Linked DNA regions of Mus musculus: region 1 is linked to region 2. Evidence: chromatin contacts called from ENCODE Hi-C or POLR2A ChIA-PET data. All regions are on one chromosome and are shown on one strand. The core of a region is the stretch at or near the end of the contact, and the rest is flanking DNA. Distances in the headings are between cores, read along the strand shown. Region 1 has its middle 37 kb from the start of Ppargc1a. Region 2 holds the start of Ppargc1a (peroxisome proliferative activated receptor, gamma, coactivator 1 alpha).

What was found. Hi-C counts contacts between places; a loop is a spot of excess contacts on that map. ChIA-PET counts read pairs that join two places held with the same protein, here RNA polymerase II (POLR2A).
Region 1: a loop to region 2 is called in a map of heart, with 3 times the contacts of the local background. The contact joins the enhancer-like site here to the promoter of Ppargc1a in region 2. A Hi-C loop is called at or near these places in 7 of 37 maps with a recorded cell type or tissue (adrenal gland, gastrocnemius and heart). POLR2A ChIA-PET finds 5 or more read pairs at or near these places in 1 of 5 experiments (Patski).

What each region holds. Positions count from the first base shown.
Region 1 is chr5:51,587,376-51,593,499 of GRCm38, forward strand. It overlaps a transcript of Ppargc1a not described here. Among named protein-coding and RNA genes, the nearest start is that of Ppargc1a, 37 kb to the left of the region's middle. Within about 2 kb of position 4,281, at least 1 of the 3 ENCODE cell types and tissues checked has a DNase peak (open chromatin) inside an H3K27ac peak, as active enhancers do; it is heart, where a contact is called at or near this core.
Region 2 is chr5:51,550,571-51,557,310 of GRCm38, forward strand. Ppargc1a (peroxisome proliferative activated receptor, gamma, coactivator 1 alpha) reads right to left here and starts at 3,351. Exons shown (of 13, transcript NM_008904.2): 1 at 3,165-3,351. The coding sequence starts at 3,212.

The DNA.
Region 1 (6,124 bases), core at 3,031-5,530, 38 kb after region 2:
CAGGCCATGTGTTTATAAGTCAACAGCTTAAAATGAAAACATCTGACGAAGGTAATACACCTGCTAGAAGAACATAAAACACCAAACCCAATGGTAAAATAGAAAGATTAGAAAACCTTTTAAAGGCACCATCAAAGCAAACTATTAAATGAATACATCTGCTCAGTGCTAGAGTCTGGTTTATAAGTGCCACTCAAAATGAAAGAGATTTAGGACAAACATTTCATGAAAGGATATGAAAGGCCATGAAAAGAACATGTCTGGAGGATGATGAGAGGAAATGGAATGGATTCAGTTAAAAAGAAGAATTGACCTCAAGCCTCGAGCCCAGGACTCGAATGGAAGGGTTTATGGTTCTAGTGTTCACTGAAAGAGGAAAGAGAACACAATCGTTTCTCACCTCCCACTTAACATTTTAGTTTTAGTCTACAGGCAAAGGGGAGTGTGTGATCCTGTTAGTGCTTGGTAGCTTACCTGTAGTAAAATCTATTAGTTAAAAGGAAGAAAAATTCAAATTACATTAATAAAAAGTAAAAGAATCCTTCAGTGAAGATTAGATCCCATAAAACCAACACCTAAGATACCACAGAAGCAGGCAGAAGGGACCAGTGTCATTGAGCATGCTTGTGTCTCCCCCTGACCTGCTAGAGTTTGATTTTCATTGTGGTGTGTTTCCGTTTGCCTTTCCAGCCTCTCTTACTTATTAGTGTCTTGCCCCTTGATTGCCAGTGTTCCCTGAAATGTAATACTTTCCCCCACTTTGCTGTGCTGCTCAGTCTTCCTTGAAGACGCACTGCTACTCGGGGCTTTCCCTGTATCTGCGCACTGTTAGCTGCAACATCTACAGCTCTACTGCAAACCACACCCATCATAGCCTTGGAGCTAGCTGCCTGCTGACCAAACCGCCAACATCCTCAAGATCCAGGGCCATAAAATACACTATAATGGACTTTAATTTCCTCCCCATCATCATCTGCTTCCCCATCCAAGCTGTCTCTATCAGTTGAAAAGAACACTATATACCCTAAACAAGAATGTCACTGCTGCTAACCCAGCATTCTGAAATCTTTGCCTTCCTCACCATTCCATTATTACTGATTTTATTTAGGCTAAGTGAGGTCCCCCAATCACAACTCTGGCCTCACAACACCTTGGCATACATTACTTCCATGCCTCCATATTAACCTAAAGACCTCCTAACCCTGGTCATGGGGTCTTATTTGAGCTGGCCCCACCTATATTTTTTCCAGTCAGAACTCCTTCCACTCTGTGCTTCCAAATTTCTAACTAGGGCCCAACATCTAGATCTCTTTTCCTGGCTTTCACTCAAGCTTCTCAGAAATCCTTTCTGGGCCATCTCTCCTTATCTATCACTCTTCTTCCTAGAGGAATCACCCAGACAAATTTCTTTCAGGAAGCCTCACTGACTCCTGGAGAATAAGATCCCTCCTGACTCAGAGCCCTTTGGGTGTCTAATGCTTCAGTCCACTACTGCCTAATATCTCTGTCTCCCCATACCCAGACTCATCAAAAGCAGGGGTTCTCTATTCATTTGAACACCTTCAATACACATAATAGATAGTAGTTATTCAGTCCAGGCTATGTCTTATAGTACACATACATCTTACATATAGTTATCTTAAAGTCTATGATATCTCCTTAAAGTAAAATCCTCCTATAGACATGCTTAAAAAGAAAATGCCCATGGCTCCTTTGTTTCTTCTTTCTACTTTGTTTTGTTTTGCAGTAAGGGAAGAGGGTAATTGGATCTGTTTCACCTTTTCTTGAAACCAATCTAATTTGAGCTTGAATTTAACCCAATGTTCTAATAATATACATTGTCAGTCCTCCCTGAGCCTGTCATATTAAAACTCTGTCCTCATTGTTTTATATGTCCGAATTAATTTATTGTCACATCAGCCTCTGCTAGTGTGAGGTCTGGGCATTACTATACCCACCCCTCATCTATACAAACTAAAGCATTGAGAATAACATATCCAAGACCACATAAACCAAGCCTTATGGAATCTTAACCCAACCCAAGTCTTTCAATTGTACCACACTTCTCTCAATTGAAAAGCACATTATAAAGCTTTACTTTCAACTCATGGAACAGACTTCCATTCTCTCTACTAAAACATTTGTAAGAATAATCAGCAGTATGGAAACAGACAACCAATCAAAACATGCCTAGCAACTATGCGACGGCAATAATGAATTCTTTAGTTCCTGGACATTGAAACAACCAAAGATGTTCCAAGATTAGGTGGTACTGTGACATTATGAGCAGATTCAGATAGCCTCCCAAGCAGCTATTTACCATCTAGTGTTGGGTATTTGACAAGTGGTTCTGCAATAATGGTGAGCCACAGCTGAACAGTAACCCCAATCTGATTTATCTGGTTTAGGATATATGGATTATTCTTCTTGGGTATATTTAATAGAATTTCCATAGAGGGGAAATGCTATTTCCGGCAGAGAAATTGAGGCAGGAAAATTATTCTGTGCCCTCAGCTAGTCTTCCTAAACATATGACTTAAGACAACACAAAAATTGGATTTAAGTGTTGTGTCAAACAGGGAAATGCACAGAGCACCCCTGCATAAAATGATGCTATGGTATGGTGCCCACAGCATGAGACCAGGTGCTGTGCAAGGTAGGAAGAAGGCTTGGATACGTTCTTCAAGATGAAAACATGAAATCCTTGGATTGTGCTCACATCATAGTGCACGAGTGTTAACCCAACATCTAAGGATGCAGGCTGAGTTAACCACAAGTCTTTGTGATAGAACTTCATGTGCGATTTCGGAGCCAGAGCTGAGTTTCCCGGGACAACAGGGATGACTCTCAAAGCTGCTGACTCAAAGCTATCCTAGACTCCCATGCAGTCCTTGCTGGAAGTGATGCTGCCCTGCTGGGGCTGCATGTGAACATAGCTAGATGCCAACAACAGGTTCAGTACCAGCTATTTGTAGACAGGAAATACCTGTGTGTGGAAATCAGTGTGTGGAAGGGCCAATGCTTAGAATGGCTTTGATGTCAATGGAAAAGGGCTGAGACAGTCCCAAGGTTGAATCCTCCCAGAAACGACAACATTTCAATCAAGGATTCACATTTTGCTGCCTTCTTCTATGGATCATTTTCCTAGAGATAATAACAATAACTGGAATAATGAGGAGGCTAACACCTGACACCTTTTACTGAGCATTCATTTGCCCTAGACTAAGTCTTTACAAGGCTCTTCTCATTAAATCTTTTTAATAGCCCTATGAGGAAGATATTAGTATTGTTCCACTTTATAGCAGAGTGTTAAAGAGGCCCTAAGCTCATCAAAGAAGCATTCCTACTATGGCTATGGAACACCTTTCACAAGTTTACCAGCCTCACTGTCTGTCATTCTAGCATACTTTATTTGTATGTTAGCACCTTGCACGGCTTCCAAGGATAACATCAGAATTTTCATCCAGACACCCTGCTTTATTTACTTTTATGGCTCCAAACCAGATTTGAAGTTTCTTTTCTATTCAGACTCAAAGACCATTTATTTTGTTGCACCTGGCTTCAAACACAGCAAAATCCTTCTCTGCCCCGTGAGTGACTGTGAATGCCATTTTTGATGGCACAGTCCTTGCAGGGCTGCCTATCATTGTGCTTTCCCAGATGCACTCGGGGGCAAAATATAAATAATAAATAACAGCAATTCCTGTGTTTCTTTTGCACCATCTAAGATGCCAATCATATGGTGGGGTGTAACGCCCTCTCAGCTATGACATTTAGGTACAAGGCTGAAGGGCTATTTCTTTGGCTAGGACTGCCATTCAGTTCTCTAGTATCATAAATACCAACCTTAACCCCAACAAAGGCACAACATTTTATCAGTACGAGGCAGAAGAAAAGAAAGATTTTGATACATGAACAACTATCACCACTGATTTAGAAAAAAAAAAAGTTAAAAAAAAAAACATATACCACACAAGCTTTTGAACAAAATAAATTGTGTCCCAAAGCCCACCCAAATGGGGAACCTGTGGAATTTTTCAGGATTCAAGGGACTTTTCTGCTTTTCTCCCCTTTCTCCCCTAACCAGGCTCTTAAGGGGTCAAATTCCTACGGGATCGTAATCTGAGAAGTAATGAGTTAATGTAAACTGTACAGTTCAGTCAGTGATGTCTTTGGTAATTGTCACATGGACCCTGTAATCTGTCTCATGCTGTCAGCACTGGGTTAGTCATAATAATATCACATAAGAACGTTCAAAGTGACACACTAACCAACATGAGAGTCGCATGACTCGCTGGCACGGCTACTGCCCTTCAGCTGAACTTTGGCTTAGAACGTAAGGCTCCCAGAGGCAGCCAGCACATGCCACCGCGTGGAGCATTCAGTGGCATTTTCCGTTGCTATGGCCTCTGTTGCTCCACCATCCCAGGGGAGGACAACTGAGGCTGAGTTCTGGAGAGTCACCTGCACTTCCACACCTCTGGCGCTAGCAAAGAGGGACTTGCAGCTGTGGTGGCTGCCACCTTTGGAGTGCTGGGACTCTGTGTCCCTTCCACACTTGATTAGTTTTGCAAATGTGTGTGTAGCACGTTATGCCAAGTGCCACAGCAGGGAAACTCGGACCCCCAAAGGGAGTTTGTGCTGGAAGAGGTAGGGAAAGAATGTGACTCTTGGCTAAGAGGACACAAGCCAAGGGCAGGAAAGGGGGTTGGTGAGGGAGGAAAGCAGCCACTCTGGGTGGAAGGTTACTCCACACTGCTTTGGTATATTGACTTTTCTGTATCCACCCCCCTACCACCACGTGTTTGGGGTTTTTTTTTTTAAACCTACAACATGTTTTAGATTTTTTTATTTGCAGACTCACATATTTTTAAAGAGAATCAAAGAAGTAAAGACTAGTAGAAGGAGAGTAGGAAGGTGACCCGTTCAACTTACTCACTGGTTCATTCACAAAGCAGAGAGCAGAAAGGAAGTGGAGGGCTGTCATCTGACATTGGATTTGAGAACATTTATTGGCTGTGTGCCTCTGGCGTACTTACCTAACGTCTTTTTCTAAGCTTTATCCTCTGCAGTAAAATAGAAAAATAATACTTAATTTACAAGGCTGTTAAGAAGATAAAAAGAGGCGATGCGTGCTAAGTGCCAGCAAGTGATAGGTGTGAGGATCCTGGGGAGGAATGAGGATCCTTGTTGTCAGATATACCCAGTTACAAAGCCTGGCTGCACCACTCATTAGCATGTGACCTCACCTTGCAGAGCTCCAATGTCCTAGCACAAAATGGGGAAAACAAAACACAACTGTCAGAGGTCTTAAAAGAAGTCACGGAGACCAAAGTCCCAGTGTTGGAAATAGAGAGACAATAACGACCGGTTATAATAGCATAGGCAGAAGGTAAGGAAAGAAAAAGAAGGTGATCTATTCATGCAATCAACAAATGGAAATCTCAAGCAGTACAATGCTGTACAGAATATATAAATAAGAGCTCGAGGCAGTGATCAATAGATCAAAAGATTTCGAAGGAAATCTAAGTACAGGAGAGTAGACAGCACAGGGTATCTCCACAGGGACCAAGGTCAGATCATTTGATGGGAATTTCCCTGTGTATTCTCCTTCCTATGAGGGGGGTGATACCACTCCTCTAGGCTAAAAAAATAAACAAATAAAATAAAAAAGCCCGGAGACAGGCAACAACGTTCCTAGGGCCATACAGCCAAAAAGTAGCAGAAAGAGAAATAAACTCAGGGCCTATTTTGCTAATACAATCTTTTAGGAAAGACAGATGATTTTATAAAGAAGAAAAAGCACAACATATAAGTATATAGGGATTAAAAACAGCAACTACAGACAAAGCAATGAAGGGCAGAAAATTTCTGTTTGCAGTGCAGGGATGGAAAAAAGAGAAACTAGTTAATTTTTAAAAGGAAGAATATTTTGACAAAATGATTTTTTAATGGGAAATAAATATTGTATTCATTGGCAAGAGAGTTGCCAGAGATAAGTCAGGGAGGCTAGAATATCATGGGGAACTTAAGAAAGGGGGATTCCAGTGGCAAAGAGTAATATAGAGGTTTTCTCGATAGCATGTTCCACTGAGGCTGAGGTGCTGTGTGATCTCTAGTTTCC
Region 2 (6,740 bases), core at 2,101-4,600:
CCAGATAGAGTTAGTGTTTTGTTATGGGTGTAACAATCCCAAGGCTCCATTTTTATCCACACTACACATCCCCAGAGCACAACCCCTTTTTATTAACTCTTCCTCAACTGTCAGCACAGAGATGAGGGGAGAACTTTGTCAACAAACAACACACAGGATGTCATGGGTGGAGGATTCCTTTAAAAACAAAGTGAAGAACCACAACCAAAATGAGCATCCAAAGGAAAGCTAAAGCAGAAGCCAGCCCAGTGTGCCTCTGGTACTTCTAGAGCTCGGAAGGCATGGCTTTCTGGGTGATAGTTTTCTGCCATTTTTCTTTAACCACTCTCTCTAAGGGAGACTAGTTTAAAGAACCTTTAACCTTCAAGGAAAAAAAAATATGTATTTGAGTATAACTTCTGACAACCACTGAACACATAAAGTTAATTTGTTTTAGCATTCTCTATTTTGCTTTCCCTCCCTCACCCACCCTCTCCCAATCGTGTGTGTGTGTGTGTGTATGTGTGTGTATTCATGCTTACTCTTGCACTATGCTCAAAATAGTGTTTATGCTTGCCAGTGTTGACATTCTGATCAAATCAGTGCTTCTGACTGTGGCATGATCCTACTTATCAAAAACACATTCGTAGAAGCAATTTCTTCTGTGATTAATTCATATTTGGACTTGGACAACGCCAGACCTATCAGACTGAGCCGAGTACCTGTCCTTGTCTGACATGCTGATATTGATGGCTGCCCTGTGCATCTGTAACAGGTGTGTCCTGCCTCAATTACACAGATACCCTACAGCCACTTTGCAACTCTGAAAGCAATTTCACAACTGTAGCCTTCGTTTTTTACAATAAGGTTTAAGAGGCCAACACAATCTCTAAACACAAAAGGCTAATTATTGTATGTTATTTCACCCCAACAGACAGTCTTTTCCCTTAGTTAAGAAGCAGACAATAAATTAGCTTAACTGCATGGATGATAATGATTCATTATAATTAAGTATAATTCTCCATTAACCTTTCAGAGATTTTGGTGCCATTGATGGTAAATTTTAAAGAGAGAGAGAAGAGAGAGTCAGTGGACTTGGCAGCCTTAATTAAATTAATAAAAAACAGAAACTTAACTTGTGATAAAAACAGTAGTTGAACTGGGAGGTATGGAGGCAGGTAAGAATGACAGTCTTCGTGAAGAGTGTCAGGTGATCTGTCTCTATCAATCTTAGTAACCTTATTGTACATCCCCTCCATTAAGCTGTGAAATACCAGGAGACTCTGAGTAGCTCTGGTGGTTTGGGTTTTTATTAACCAATACACTGTCCTGTCATTATGTGTGAAAGGACATAATAGGTTTGAAGATGACAGCAAGCATTAATGATTCAAAAAAATGGAAGCTGCCCACACTACCTGCTGCTTGTAATATTTCGACAGGCAGGAATGATTCCCAGAGCCACAGGCTCGAAGGCACGGGTTTCTAGCAGCTGGCTGTCTACTATGCCGCACTAACTGAGACTCAATCTAAGGCTGGACGCTGAGCCCCTATCCCCAACTCCTTAAGAAAAACAAAGAAAGAACAAACTTAAAGCCATGGTTATAAATGGCTATGGCGTTTATTTGCAAACAATCACAGGAATTCTGACTAAGGCAAATCTTCCTCATCTCCTTTAGATCACAGCTCTTCAGTCTCTGAGCAGTTTCGGAACGATCCAAGAGGTAAAAATGAAAGTGATTCGAAGAGAGCTATGGTGCCAGCCAGACAACCACCCACGGGTTACGCTGGCTACTCCAACAATTAGGACTTTGAATCCACTTAGAACTCTGACTTCAATAGCCAAGGGACACATGAATTATCTATATCTATTCTGCCTTGCCAAGAAATCACAAGATAACAATAATTATAACCTGCAAATCCGATCTGCCAAAGCCTAGGGAAAGCAAACGGAGCCAACATCTGCAGACCCAGCAAAGAGTTAAGGACCCAGGGCACGCCTGGCTAGATAGGAAAAATGCATTCGCAGGCGGCCTCGCCAAATCATTTTCACTTTAGATGTGTATCACTGCACCACACGGACATCTTATTTAATCAAATCACGTGTGGCACTTGACCCTCCCCCTTACCCTACGTGCCCCCGCTACCGGGAGGAAGCACCATTGTTAGTTAGCAGCTCCGATCCTCCGCGCAATTCAATTCGGGTCCATCTCACCAGAGTCCACAAAAGTTTCACTTGTTTTCCAACTTGCTCAAACTTTCCCCGAGAACATTCCATTGTACTGAATGCAAACACGCTGAAGTCCTCTGGCCCCAGCTAGACTCCAGAGATTACGGGGAAACTGCTTGTGTTTTTTCCTCCCCTGTATGAATTGTAGCCAGCAGAGACTGTGGAATTGATGTATTGCGGTCTATTTTTACACAAGCAGTGAGCTGCTCCACACACGGTCTGCATAAACTCCATTCTCTCCCGGCTTCAGGCAGCTCTCCGTGGTAGAGAGATTTAACCGTTCGGTTTCTCGCCACAGAAGCAAACAGAAAGCTTTGGTCTCTTAAGGCTGGGATTTTTTTTTTTTTTTTTAACTCGCTAGCCAACCCTTTCAGCCGCACACAAGTGTTTTAAAGGAAACAGCACTGTCGTTTTGTGTTCTGTGGGAAAAGCAACCTAACTCAGACCCAGCAGGAATATTTAGGGTCTTGTAAATTCTCTGTTTAATGAACAGAGAGAGGAGGGCGGAAAAGATAAATCCTGACGAGAGTCAAAACGGACTCTCTTTTTAACACAATTCATTTTAATGTTTATCTTCATTTTCTTATAAATAGAAATGGCATTTTTCCAAGCAGGCCACTGAACACTGGAAAGACTTCAGCTCCTGATTCATATCAATATCTTAGAGCATAAATATTGCATATGAGTAGAAACAGAGCCAAAGGCACATGGAAAGAGTTTCTAACTGCTACAGATACTGATGACAGCAGCTAAGCTTTGATTTGCTCAAGGCATCTCCGAGCCACCTTAAAATAGCAAACTTATTGGAGTTAAGATAAGATGGAGATTTCCCCCTCCAAAAGCTCCCGCTGAGCCACTTTCTATGTCCCCTCCTCTCCCCTAGCCCATCCCCCCCCCCCTCCAGGAATCATTGCATCTGAGAGAAGCTCCGGTCCTGCAATACTCAGCCCCAGCTCACCTCTATGTCACTCCATACAGAGTCTTGGCTGCACATGTCCCAAGCCATCCAGCTCCCGAATGACGCCAGTCAAGCTTTTTCAACTCCAATCCACTCTGACACACAGCACACACTCATGCAGGCAACCAGCCCCTTACTGAGAGTGAACTGAAGGCACCTGTCTTACTACAGTCCCCAGTCACATGACAAAGCTATTAAAAAGTAGGCTGGGCTGTCACTCACCCAGCCTCCCTTCTCCTGTGCAAGCTTGCTGCACAAACTCCTGACGTCACTCCAAGGCAGCCCTCTGCCTCAGTGAAGTAACGCTTAGAGAGAGAGGAAAAAAAAAATAGAAGAAAGAAAAGGAAACACTTGGCCTTTGGGAGGCTTCAAGCATCACACTGTGACTGAAGCCAGCTTTGAATGCCACCAACTCTAAACCGGAGCCCTGCTCACATAATAACTCAAATCTCCTGCAATCTTTTTTTTTTAAATTTATTTTCCATCCAAAACAGGCAAATAGCAAAGATCCCCTGTTACTGACACAGTAACTACACCCTTGCCTAAAATGTGTGTGCTTTAAGAAATGGTTTCCAAGTAGCCCCAGACTCAGCTTGGAACTGAAGCAAGCGCTCCTCATGTGATACATTTTCATGAGATTCTTTTTTTTCCCTCCCTATTAGAGGAGTGTTTGAAGGCAACACCCCCGATTTTCTTTCTCTCTCTCCTTTCTTTCCTTCCTTCCTTCCTTCCTTTCTTCCTTTCTTCCTTCCTTCCTTCCTTTCTTTCTTTCTTTCTTTGTTTCTTTCTTTCTTTCTTTCTTTCTTTCTTTCTTTCTTTCTTTCTTTCTTTCTTTCCATGTTTAGTCAACAAAACCGCCACATTTGTTTAGGTCTAAACAAATTTCTCTACCCCAAATCAGCTGTCTCCTTGGCAGTAGAGAATGCAGTCTCCTAAACTGTTACTGCAGTTTGCCTTGCTCCTTGTAAAGCAAGCAAGCCACAACACCCTAGACTCTTGGGTTCCCCCTCATGATTCTTTCCGTGGATCTCATAGGCTCCCAGAAAACAAATGCTAGAAAATACAATTGCTGCTGCCATCCCTGAAACAGCTTAGCTACTCACCTGCCCCCACCCCTTATTTCTTTTCTCATATGTAGCACAGTCTTCCTCATGGCTTCAGGGTGCCTTTTTGAATAAACATTGGACTCCAACCCTAGTGCCTTGGGCTGTACAGTTTGTTTTTGAAATCAAGAATGTCCAGGGAATGAAGGAAAAACACTGAAATGGTATCAGCAGAGATACTCATTTCTTGAGCTTTGCTTACTAATACTTTTTTGTCGTTCCTGAGTCAATGAGGGGTAATGCAGGTGCCACTGTTTTTCCTGTGACATTACAGACAGAGGACATAACCAACTCTCAGCACTTTCCATAACACTTGGGTGCTCAGACTTAACCCTTCCAGGCCCAGTGAGAAATGCACAGGGGACCTTTGAAAACATATTTTCACAATACCTCAAACCCCACAGACTCAAAAACCAGCTCATTTCCTTTACTTGACAGTAATTTAGAAGAAGAAAAAAGTCCCTATGCATCTAAATATAATTTATAAAGCACCATTCATTTAAACTCCTATTCCACTGAGGTTAATTTAATGTGCTCTTTATTTTCTCTCCCCTTAGAAGGAAAACATTGGTGACTTCTCTCAGTCTGACTTTATATAGTCAGTTACTAATACAGTAAAGTGAAAGAAAGAAATGCAGCGAGCGTGCACACACACACACACACACACACACACACACACACACACACACACACACAAAGCCCACAAGCTTGCTGTTTGCTTCAGACCCCGTATAAGGGGTCTGTTTGCTTGGATGTCCACAACTAGTAGACAGGGAATATGGTAATGAAATCGACAGTTTGTCAATAAGTGAACAGAACAAGATGGCCAACAGCTTTGACATTCTAAATTAGGTGAATATACTTCACTGCTACAACTGTCCTCTTCCAAACATCAGAAAGGTATTATTCATTTAATTTTCTAATTCAGAGAGAGAGAGAGACAACCCTGGGATCATTTTCTACATGCAATTAGTAGCCTTACTCTGTACTCCCACAAAGAAACACTAATTTTTCTTGCCAATTAGATTTTTACTTAATGTAAAACTTCAGTAAACTATTAAAATTCAGGACAAAGGTCATGGGCTCTACTTTCCACACAGTCAACTGTGAAATAATGCTGGCCACTTAGCTATAAAGAGTCGATGTTTATTCATCATTATCAAGCAATCCTGGCATCCTGATGGTAACTGATACTTTGGTTTCTCTTTGTCATCCATTAGGCATCCACCATACTTTTTCAAACCTCATGCACACCTCTTCTTACAGATGGTTGCTTGCACTAGATAACTCTGCATTATTGTTTTGATATCTTAACTTGCTCACACTGAATTGTGGCAGGATTTTCTTTTTCTTTGCTTTGAAAAGATAATTTCTTTCTTTCTTTCTTTCTTTCTTTCTTTTTTTGCCACCTAATTCTACTTTAAAAAAAGAAAAGAAAAGAAAAGAAAAGAAACTAACCCAGCACATCCATGAAGCTAATGATCTGCTTAAAACAGCCACTCTGTCCTCTACCTTCATAAAAAGGGGTATGTGAAGCTAGAGAGAGCACAGGGCTGATGAACACAGACACGCTGCCCTCTTCCCCTTGTGTTTCTGCTGCTATAGAAGTCCATTTTAAACTGATTTGTAGAGTGAATGAGAATACCTTCTACTTGTTTCTTGGGCCTCAAAATTACAACTCTAACAAGAAGGATATTTTAGAAGTCTTATCATTTGCTTAATTAACTCTTCAAATTAAAAGTCCTCTTCTGTCCAGCTTTTTGCTCTTCTCAAGAGAATTTAAATTGTTAGTTGCTCACCAACCTTGGATTTTTCTGTCTCCCCAGGCAGTTTCTATATTTAATTTTCTCTCTGTCTTGACTCCTGTTGCTCTCTCTCTCTCTCTCTCTCTCTCTCTCTCTCTCTCTCTCTCTCTGTGTGTGTGTGTGTGTGTGTGTGTGGTGTGTGTCTGTGTGTGTGTGTGTGTGTGTGTGTGTGTGCAGCCTGCCTCTCACTTCTTCCAACTTTGTATAGAGGATTCCCAAATGTTTGCTTTCAGCAAACTAATGTCTACAGAAACTCTACAGTGTGTTCGGCCACACATTACAAGGGCTGACAGACAGAAAGGGTATACAACATGAATACAAGGGAGTTTACCACTAGGGGAGAGGGGGGAAACTAAACCTTAAGGAACAGAATCATTTTCTATAAGAAACCAAGTCTCACCTTGTTCAAAACTTCCTTTTATCCTGAAAAATAAGCCATGTGCAGGGACAAGGTCCTTATACTGATAATCCCAAGTCAAATCCAAATCAACCCATGTTTTCTCAAAACAATGGATAAAGGTATTTATTAACACTTGGTGGCTGCCTATGGTGCTGTGTAACTAACTACACAGGGTGGATTCCATGCCCATAGAATCCCTCCTTTCAGTAGTTCTGTTCACATTTCTTTTCCAAGATCCCACCATTGTTTGGAGGCAGAAAAACTTGTG